2 separate regions of the Homo sapiens genome follow, and region 1 is linked to region 2. A link is an interaction called in ENCODE POLR2A ChIA-PET data of the cell type or tissue named here. Cell type or tissue: CD4-positive, alpha-beta T cell. All regions are shown on one strand. Each heading gives the region's core, and the rest is flanking DNA. Links, peaks and the distances in the headings are about the cores only.

What was found. ChIA-PET counts read pairs that join two places held together with the same protein. Peaks named below come from ENCODE experiments on the same cell type or tissue, not always from the same donor. Only the 100,000 strongest peaks of a DNase experiment are listed, where the experiment ranks them.
Region 1: POLR2A ChIA-PET joins it to region 2 with 6 read pairs; 1 of 35 experiments calls an interaction of 5 or more read pairs at or near these places.

What each region holds. Positions count from the first base shown.
Region 1 is chr2:237,438,512-237,443,881 of GRCh38, reverse strand. No RefSeq gene overlaps it. Among named protein-coding and RNA genes, the nearest start is that of COL6A3, 27 kb to the right of the region's middle. In CD4-positive, alpha-beta T cell, for the core only: no CTCF peak of the experiment used is centred there; a DNase peak (open chromatin) is centred at 2,181; H3K27ac peaks cover 491 bases.
Region 2 is chr2:237,579,382-237,584,751 of GRCh38, reverse strand. The region is part of intron 2 of RAB17 (RAB17, member RAS oncogene family); the gene reads left to right. Among named protein-coding and RNA genes, the nearest start is that of RAB17, 8.7 kb to the left of the region's middle. RefSeq lists an enhancer at 2,551-3,185. In CD4-positive, alpha-beta T cell, for the core only: CTCF peaks have their summits at 2,708 and 2,909 (motif pointing left); a DNase peak (open chromatin) is centred at 2,881.

The sequences.
Region 1 (5,370 bases), core at 287-5,286, 140 kb after region 2:
CGCCTGTAAGTCCAGCACTTTGGGAGGCTGAGGTGGGAGGATCGCTTGAGCCTAGGAGTTCGAGACCAGCATAGGCAACATGGTGAGACCCTGTATCAACAAAAAATACAAAAATTAGCCGGGTGTGGTGGTGTGTGCCTGTGGTCCCAGCTACTCAGGAGGCTGAGACAGAAGGATTGCCTGAGCCCAGTAGTTTGAAGCTGCAGTGAGCTATGATAATGCCTCTGTACTCAGCCTGGATGGCAGAGCAAGTTCCTGTCTCAAAACAAAAACAAAATAAAAACAAAAAAAAAACCCAACTCCCAACTCCCCATCTCCCCCCCCAAAAAAAAACAAACATAAAAAACACAACAAGCAATTTCAACAAATGTTGGGAAAGTGGAGAGCAGAAGAGGGTGTTTGGTGGAGGTGTCTCATATGAACACTTGCAGGGGGCAGAGCCCTGCAGAGCCCAGAGACGCCCAGAATTCTGAGTGCCAGGTGTGGAGAAAGCTGTGGGCCTGAAACAGGGGCACCACCCCATTCTCCTCTCCCTGGGGTACCTGGCATTTACCTATTCCTTCTCCCCAACCCCTGACTATCCCACCTTCCCCTGCAAATTCAACGAACCAACCAATCAACCAATTAACCAACAACCAGTTCAACCAACCAGTCCAACCAACCAACTAACTAAGCATTCTGCTCTAAGGAAATTTAATGGGTTATTTTGGGAGGTCTAGAAGTTATTTTGGAAGGCACCGGTATTCCGGAGCCAAGCCCTGTGCAGTTTGACATTTACTGACCCCTCCCCTGGACCCTGGTCCTGGGATCCTGAGCTGTTGTTTGCACAAGTGCCATCACCTGAAGTGAGATCTACCAGCTATTGGCCCCTCTCCCAGGCAGCTTCTATTACCTGCTCAAATAAATGAGCAGACAGCCAGGGACTGCCAGACACTTAAACTGGCAATGTGGAGGAGAACAGAGGAAAACACTCAGAAAGAAATGCAGAGGAAACGAGCATAAAGGCTGATGTGCCAGCCATGGAGGTGGGCCACTCCGATCTCCTTCCAAGGGAGCCTGCAGCTCACAGGCAGCTCTGACTGGGTGCCTTCAGGTTCCGCCCTGCTTCTGAGCCAAGACCACATGCTCTGCCAGCAGCCCCCAGCCAAAGATGGAGAACAGCGGTGGTACAAGGGCCACCCATCCCCGGCTCTGTGTTGTTTCTCTGAGGATATCATTGCACCAGAGCTCCCTGATGGGCTGGCAGAGGCTCTTCCCACCATCACAGTCCTTCCTCCCTCTCCCTACAGAGGTGTTACACCTACATCAATATCTAAAGATGTTATTTTTGCTTTTGTTTGCAGAGGACCTAAGAATTGGGTTTAGGAGCTGGATTTCCCACTGCCTGGTTGGCAAGGGAGACTTTATCCTAAGTGGTATGGGGCTAGGGATAGTCCCCAGCACAAGATAGTGGCCCAGCAGTAACAATTTTAATGGCGGTGACTTGCACAAATGTCCCACTCAAGAGGGAAAGCCCTGACGAGTGTGATGATTCGATCTTTTGAAACATACAGAGGCAACAGTGCACATGAGGAGAGTGAAAATGGCTGGCTATTACTGCATTGCATTTAATTCTGCATTCACTTCCCAGATATGTAACTGGGGTCAATATATTTGGCAGTGGGTTCAGCACCCATGCTGAATCTTGGAGTATGGAGTAAGAACAATTGTGATGAGGAAGACCAAGTAGAGTGCTCTGAAGTTCTACTCCCCACCCACCATGACAGTGAATCACAAATCCATACTCTGGAAGGGAGGAGGATGGATCAGGCTCAGCCTTGGGGATTTTAAGAGTGTAGGATTGGTGGTCAGACCCACCACATCATATAGCTGGGTGTGCCTGGGGAAGTCCATTTTCACATGGAAATGGCACAGCTGGCATGGAGCCTGAACAGGACCAGAGGACATAAGTGAGCTATACAAGCAGTGGTCCCAGATGACCACGTCCTCTGCCACGATGGGCCAGTGCCCTCCCCCAGCTAGCATCAACAGCCCTGTGGGTGGGTCTGATAGGCTCTGCCAGAGGAGAAACAAAAAGCTGAAGCCTGGTTTACAGATGGTTCAGCTCAGAATCTGGAGGCAGGCTGGAAAGCCTCCTTCTCCCTTTGATCTTAATCATCACAGGCTTTTCTGCCAACACATCTCATTCTCTCTGACTCTGTCTTCTTGTCTGCCTTGCAGATGACCCAATTCCCCCTCCCTCCTCCCACACATACACACAACCAGCAAGAACAACAATAAAAAAGAAATCAAACAAACCCTTAAACCCCATCTAAATGAGCAACTTAGATGAATTTTGTAAAAAGATAATTTACGAAGCGTGAATAGAGGGCTGTGAGAATAGGTCACCATGAGAAGGTGCAGCAAAATTAAAGTGTGGGAAAAATATCAGTACAAGTGTTGGAAGAGAAGTAGGAGAAATCTCCCAGAAAATAGTACAAAAAGACCAAGAAATAAAGAATATGGGAGAAAAGCCACAAAGGCTCAAGTCAAAAGCTCTGATGTTTGACTATCCGCAGTTTCAGAGACTACAATGTGGGGACAGCCTTTCTCTCTCCCTGATGTGGCACTCACACTTCCCTGCTCCTCTCCCAGATCTCTCTCCAGGAAGGGCCCTGTGACCCTTCTGATGGGTAAACGTTGGAAGGTTACTGGGCAGGGGCAGCTCTGTCTTTCTTCCTCTTCAGAGGGAACTGCCTCCTGCTAGGAGCATTTTCTACTCTGTCCCCCTGTCAGGAGGTCTGCTGTGACCCCAGTGCCACTGAAACTGGGTGGATGAGTCAACCCAGTTCTGGAGCTGTGTGATTTCTGAATCTGTCTTATTTCTAGAACTATAACATTTCTGGAGCTGTGCAATTTCTGGAGCTGTCTTATTTCTGGAGTTGTGTCATTTCCGGAGCTGTCTCATTTCTGGAGTTGTGTCATTTCTGGAGCTGTCTTGTTTCTGGAGCTGTCCTGTTTCTGAAGCTGTCCTGTTTCTGAAGCTGTCTCATTTGGTTTTCACCATGAGGCACATCCTCCAACTTGGCCTCCCCCAGTAATATAGGTGATGTTTTCTATCTCCCATCTGGCACTTCCTTGTTTTTCAATTTGTTTTAAATTTGTCTTCCCATGCCTCAAAAAGACAACAAGCAAGACCAGGCAGCATGGAGGGGAAGACATTTTCAATGACAGAAAGAGAGTGTGACAAAGATCACTCATGAAGAATTAAATACTAGGCTTCTCAGAATCCTCACCAGCAGCACTGGATGCTAGAAGCCAACGGAGCGAGTTCTAAAGGAAAAGGACTTTAGTTTATGACACCTTAAACTCAGTATTCAACATCCTTAAACTATTGCTCAAGTGTGAGGGAATAACAAAGATTTTTTCACGCGTGGACTAACTAAGCAAGTTTACCTCTCATGCATCTTTCCATGGGAGGTGAATGGAGGACATTCTCCCAAAAGAGAAGAAATTAAATCAAGAAAGAGCCAGACCTGACTTCTAGCAGTTGGTGCATTTGATTGTAAGAGCACCATACTCTCTGCAAGGATGGTGGCAGTGGGGCACAGGCTGGAGGGAAAGGCTGAGAGGAAGTCTCTGGGAAAGGAGGAAAGAGTAAAAGAGATAAAGCAATTGAGATCCTGGAGGGTCTTGCAAAGATATAAGGCAATTAGCAGAGTGCAAAAAGGACTCATGTCCAGAGACAATTCCTTTTTAGTTGCATTGTTGGCCTTCCAGAGAAGGAAATGCAACACCAGCACCCTACTCAGCTGTGCAGTGACACACATTTACATTGTGTGTGTGTGATATCTGTGTGTAGCAGTGATAGGTTTTTAACTTTCAGATTCAATTTTTGGATAATTTACTCCATATGGAAACAGCATTGAATGTTAATATTCCCAAATTTTTAAAAATAATAAAATAAGAGCAATGATTCCACAGAGTGGGGTGGTGGAAGGTGCTGAGGAGGGGCAGAGGGAAGATGAGGGCATCATGTCCTATTATAACATGGGATTCAAGAGGCATAGCAAGAGTTAATGGTTGGTTGTTTTAGGCCCTTTCTTTTTCCTTATATTTTCTTTTCTTTTTCTTTCTTTTCTTTTTTCTTTTTTGTTTGAGACAGGCTTTTGCTCTATCATCCAAGCTGGAGTGCAGTGGTCCAATCAAGGCTTATTGCAGCCTCGACCTCCTGGGCTCAAGAGATCCTCCAACCTTGGCCTCCCAAAGTTCTGGAATTACAGGTGTGAGCCACCTTGCCTGGCCACCCTTTCAATCTATTAATGCAAGTCGTTCAATTCTGGGAAGTTTTCTTGTGTTATTTCTTTAATAATTTCTTCTCTCCATTTTGAGGCTTCTGGAATAGATTGATCCTTTAATGGTCTTATCTTTTCCCTTCCATTGTAAATTCCTTTTATTTTTGTTCAGCCTTCTTGGAGATTTTCTCAACATTATTGTCTATCCTTTTTGCTATTTTTTTTTTTTTTTTGGTATGGAGTCCTGCTCTGTTGCCCATGCTAGAGTGCAGTGGAGTGATCTGGGCTCACTGCAACCTCTGCCTCCCAGGTTCAAGCAATTCTCCCTGCTTCAGCCTCCTAAGTAGCTGGGATTACAGGCTCCCACCACCACGCCTGGCTAATTTTTGTATTTTTTAGTAGAGACAGGGTTTCACCATTTTGGCCAGGCTGGTCTTGAATTCCTGACCTCAGGTGATCTGCCCACCTTGGCTTCCCAAAGTGCTGGGGTTACAGGTGTGAGCCACCGTGCCCGGCCTATTTTTTTTGCTTTTGATCCTTGTGTTTTTAACTAAAGTGGCAGTTAAATATTCTGCCTTTAAAAAAATTTAAAATAACATCCTGCTCTTGTTTTAAGAATGCATTATTTTTTCTTTCTTTGAGGTTATAAAATATAGTGTTTTTTGAAGTTTTATTCTGCTCTCTTTATTGCTTACTTTAACTCCTCCCCCTCCCCATTTGTTGATTGTCCTTGGTCTTTGACTTCTATGGCAGGCACATATGTAAATTTGGGGCCTCAGGATGATGGTAGGAGGGTTTCTAAACATGAGTAACTTGGGCTTTACTGCAGGGTGAGCTGCAGGCCAACTGGCTTGTTCATTAGGAACCCCCAGTGGTCAATCTCTGTGGCTGTTTTCTCTGGAGCAGTTTGGTTTCTGTAGAAAAGGACTCTCTGATTGCCAGCTGGGTTGGGGCAAGGGCTACTGGTGATCTGGGTGAGACGGCAGGACTGGGAATTTCCATGCTCGGCATGCACAATTTCCTGGCCCGCTGGGTTTCAGTCCAGCCACTCTTTTCTCCCAATGTGCCTGCAGGTTTGGTTCCTTTGGTTCACTTT
Region 2 (5,370 bases), core at 238-5,237:
AGCACACAGATGGGGGCCTCACCAGGCCTGGATGTTGAGAGCTTTGTACCTGGGTGGCTGGTATTCAAGATGCAGAGAGAGGCAGCAGGTGTCAGGCCAGGTGAGCTGGACTGGGGATGGATCTCACTCTGACACGGAGGTCTGCACACTGTGGCTCTCTGGCTGTTCTTGTTGTTTTGTGAGTAAGGTTCTGTGGAGACACAACTCTACCTCTTCAGGTACTTACCCTCTGTAAATGATATTCTTGCTGTTCCTCCTCCTCTATTCACTCTAAAATGGCAGCAGGGTTGAGTGGTTGCAGCAGTGACCCCATGGCCAGTAAAACCTAAAGTATCTGCTACAGGGCCTTTTACAGAAGGACTCCATGACGCCACCCTAGCAGAGCCTGCAGGAGCCAGCGCCCAAAGGCACTCACTAGGTGAGCGCAAGCAGGGCTGAGAGATTCCGAGATGCCCGGTTGGAGCGTAGGAGGGTGCTTTGGATTCATTGAGACGTGCTTGGACGTGCTCAGCCCACAGAGAGCTGTACCCACAGAGCACCCACCTTTCTTGGGTGGGGGTGGGGGGGTGATGTGTGGGGTCTGTGAAGCTTCAGGGTGGTGCCGGGCATTCTGTATTTTACAGGTGAGGGGGATGGAGGCCCCGACAATGAGGCGCGAGGCCCTAGTTCCTTTCATTCCAGCAAGCCAGGGTCCGAGCATCCCCCTCACACCTGCCCTGCCTGTACCAATTGCCTGCCCTCTCTTCAGGGGGCCTACCAGGGTCGGGGGGTGAACAAAGCTGGGCTTGCTGGGGAGTCCTAGGCCAGGTTGGGGGTCTTTGCTTGGGGGGCAGGCCTGTATGTCTCACTCTACTCCTGGTCCTCTGTCTGGCCCCGCAGGGGCCATCCCCCTGCCGGCAGCTTTCAGATGAAAGCCAGGGCCTCCCTTCCTCCAAGCCCCTCTCTTCCAGGCCTGGGTTTATCTCCTCTCTCTGAGGGGAAGGACCGTTCTACAGGCTGGGCTCTGCCTTTCACCCAGAACTGGTGGGTGGAGTCTTTGTTCCCACTCTGGGTCTCTGTGATGGGGCCGGGGTGGGAGGCTGTGGGCTGTGGCCCGTGGCACAACGGGGAGAGGAGAACAGCCAGATTAGGTTAGCCTGTGGCTCATGAGCTGCCTTCATCCCATCAGCCTCCAACCCTGGGGTCCGCACTTTTGTATTGAGCACCTCTGTGTGTGGGCAGCTGTGCCGGGTTGCGGGGTTAGAAATGTGGAAGCTCCTTCCTTTGCTGTTGGCTGAGTCCCCTGTGGGAACCATGGTCTCCTCTGCTTCCATCCAAGTGTCTGCGTCACACCTTGGGATAATATTACAGCTTTTAGAGGTAGATATTACTGTAACTATGGATAGATGTCATGCAATTTATTATTATCATTATGTTAATTTTTTTGAGACAGAGTCTTGCTCTGTCACCCAGGCTGGAGTGCAGTGTCTCACTGGAACCTCTGCCTCCTGGGCTCAAGCCATCCTCCCACCTTAGCCTCCAGAGTAGCTGCTATCACAGGTGCGCACCACCATAGCCAGCTAATTTTTATATTTTTTGTAGAGATAGGGTTTTGCCATGGTGTGCACCACTGCACCCGGCCTATGTTAATTATTTTATTATTATTTTTTTTGAGACGGAGTCTCGCTCTGTTGCCCAGGCGGAGTGCAGTGGTGCAACCTTGGCTCATTGCATCCTCTGCCTCCTGGGTTCAAGTGATTCTCCTGCCTCAGCCTCCCGAGTGGCTGGGATTACAGGTGCATACCACCATGCTGATTTTTGTATTTTTAGTAGAGACGGAGTTTCACCATGTTGGCCAGGCTGGTTTTGAACTCCTGACCTCAAGGAATCCACCACCCTTGGCCTCCCAAAGTGTATGTTAATTATTAATCCTCATTATAATAATTACATGATCACATATTATAAATGTGGATATTGCCACTTTTAGGATGAGGAGATGGGATGTGCTCACTCCTTTAACTTACGTGCTTTGGGGGAAGAGTGATCTGTGTTGCACAAAAACCCTTTGAGAGCAGACACTCCTGCTTCTTTTGTCACGTGTGGCTTCAGCTTTTATCAAGAACACTGGGCTCCTGTCCAGGGGAGAGGGTAGGCCAGGAGCAGAGCCTCAGAGGAGAATGGGAGTGCTGTCCTCACAGGCGGCCTGGAAATGCAGGAGGCAGCACGCCCAGTGCTTGGCTGCAGGATCCCCGAGGGAGGGACAGGATGGATGGCCACAGGCATGCCACTCCTTCCCTCCGTCTGGATTTTTTCCCTGTGAAACGGGAGTGTAAACACCTTCCTGGAGTGGCCTCTCCATGAAAGGTTGCTGTCACCCTGGGTGGCTTAAGGTCACCAAGGCCGGCCCTGTCCGAGGGGTCAGCCTTCAGGAGGATTGACTCAGGTCCCTGGGGCCCTCCCGAGGGTCTGGTTCAGTCGACAGGTGTGTGGGGTGGGGCCCACAGCAGGACATGACACAGGTGGTGGGCTCAGCTCCTGGCAAGACACCGTCCATCCAGAGGAAGCAGGAAGCAGAGCCAGAAAGGGACATGGACTCGAGCCCTGAAGCTGGAAAGCCAACGTGCTGGCTGGAGCCAGAAGAGCAGGCAGGAGCAGAGGCAGAACGGACGGGAGTCCGAGGGACGGGAGTCCAAGTGAGCGCAGCCTCCCGCCCACCCCCGCCAGGGCCTGCTGCGGAGGTGGCAGCTTTAGGAGCCCCTGCTGTGTCAGGGACGGGGGCTGGACCTCCCCATGGACTGCCCCCACTGTCCTAACAGGCCACAGCAGGGGAGATTCTGTGCGCTGCTGACTTTCTGCATGACATCTTTTGGAAGGATGGTGACATCTAGTGCTTGTGTGCACATTTGCCAGCTGAAGCCACAACTAACCCCAGACTTGTTGGGCTTTTTCCAGGAAGGGGACGGTGACAAACAGGTACTGAGCACATTCAACTTGGCACCAGCTGACTTCCCTTCTAAATCGAGAACGTGGCTGACGTCCTAGAGCCCCCAGAAAATAAGTTTCCATTTCATGTTCCTTTCAATTTGTCATCAGCTCACTATTTTTACAAAACAGCCAAGTGCTACAGAGAGGGCTTCAATGAGCAGAATTGGCTGTTTATTTAAATTAAAAGGTAAAAAAAGCAAAACCACTTAAATGATATTAACATTTAGTAGAGAGGCTGGGCGCAGTGGCTCATGCCTATAATCTCAGCAATTTGGGAGGCCGAGGCGGGCAGATTGCCCGAGCTCAGGAGTTGGATACCAGCCTGGGCAACATGGTGAAACCGTGTCTCTACTAAAAAAATAAAATTAAATTAAAAAAATAAAATTTAGTAGAGGAACTTTTTTTTTTTTTTTTAAGATGGCGTCTCATTCTGTTGCCCAGGCTGGAGTGTGGTGGTATGATCACAGCTCACTGTAGCCTCAACCTCCTGGGCTCAAGCAAGCCTCCACCTCCACCTCTTCAGTAGCTGGGACCACAGGTGTGCGCCACCACACCCAGCTAATTTTTGTGTTTTTTGTAGAGACAAGGTTTCACTGATCTTAAGCTCCTGAGCTAGATTGATCTTCCCTCCTTGGCCTCCCAAAATGCTGGGGTTACAGGCATGAGCCACTGTACCCAGCCAAAACTTTATTTTTTAATTACATTTTGGCCTTAGCCATGGAGATATAGAAATGTGGTTAGTGGGTTTCTGAAAAAGGTTATGATAATAAATGCATGCTGTCTTCCGGGTCAGAGCCACGGAGTGCACGAGACTAGGTTGCCTCAAATACCTGTCCAGGGGCCCACCTGAGGGCCTTACATCTCTGCAGGGAAGGGAAGGGTCTATGTTCTGTAAATAGCCAAACATTGACTATTATTATGCATTATCATTGCTTGGACTAAAACCCATGCCCTCCTTGGAAATTTGCTGGAATTTTACATTAGTGTAAATTCAACCACCAGCCATCATTTTCCCTCCCCTCCTCCCCCCCCTTCTTTTTTTGAGGCAGAGTCTCACTCTGTCTCCTGCTGCCCAGGCTGGAGTGCAGTGGCACAATCTTGGCTCGCTGCAACCTCCACCTCCTGGGTTCAAGCGATTCTCCTGCTTCGGCCTCCCGAGTAGCTGGGACTACAGGGGCATGCCAGCACACCTGGCTAATTTTTGTATTTTTAGTAGAAACAGGGTTTCACCATGTTGGTCAGGCTGGTCTTGAACTCGACCTCAAGTGATCTACCCACCTCGGCCTCCCAAAGTGCTGGGATTACAGGCATGAGCCACTGTGCCCAGCCTCCAGCCATCATTTTCAACATGGAAAAGGAAAATATGAGAGGCTAAGATTGGTAAATGGAGGAAGAAAACCTGAATTTTATGCTCACGTTTCACCCTGCGCCAGCTTTTAAGATAAAACCAAATTCAAACTGAGAAATGTGATTTGAAGTGATGGGAAACAGAAAGATGTGGATAAAAGGCCCACGTTTTAAGACAACAAGTCCACAAAGAGCAAAGAGGACAGAAAGAAGAAGCAAAATTCATATGCCCTTTCTCTCCTTGCTCAGGCGATTTAACAGCCACCCTGGGTGAAGGGCACCATTAGCTCCTGCTATGGATGAGGAAGCTGAGACTTAGAAAGTTTAAGCAAGCTGCCATCAGATCAGCTGATGGGTGTACATTTATATTCTGGGCACGGTCTTCATTCTGGCACCATTGTCAATCCAGTGGAGCATCTGGTGTGTTCAGAGGTTTATAGCCGGTTCAGTCCCGACAGTTGCCCCATCTAAGCTGGAAATCACTGGTCCTACTGTCTGGATGGAGACTGCAGCTTTGTTTGACCTGGGGAGTTGGTCTGACTTCAAGTTCCTGGACCTGCAGGGAACTGCAGGACATGCGGGCAGAAGAGCCCAGGCAGTGGTTTCCGTTTAGGAAGAGGTTGTCTCATGATAGAGAAGCACGGTCTTGCTGCACCATGCTGGAAAGCTCTGTCCAGCCTCCTGTTCTCTGTCCAGCCTCCTGTTCTCTGTCTAGTGGGTGCAATTGAGTTTCTCCCACCCGTAAAGAGGCGATTAAGTCCTAACCCCCGGAACCTGTGAGTGCGACCTTATTTGGAGAGAGGGTCTTTGCAGATGTAATTAATTAAGGCCAACAAGATGGAACTTAGGATAGCCCTTAAGTCCAGTGACTGACATCCTTATAAGAAGGGGAGAGGACACAGCCACAGAGGGGCAGCCACGTGAAGACAGAGCCAGAGATGGGGGTGATGCAGCCACCAGGAACACCAGGGTTGCCGGCAGCCCCTGAAGCTGGAGGAGGCCTGGAATGGATTCTCCTTCAGTCTCCGGAAGGAACCAACCCAGCCAACGCATCAGTTT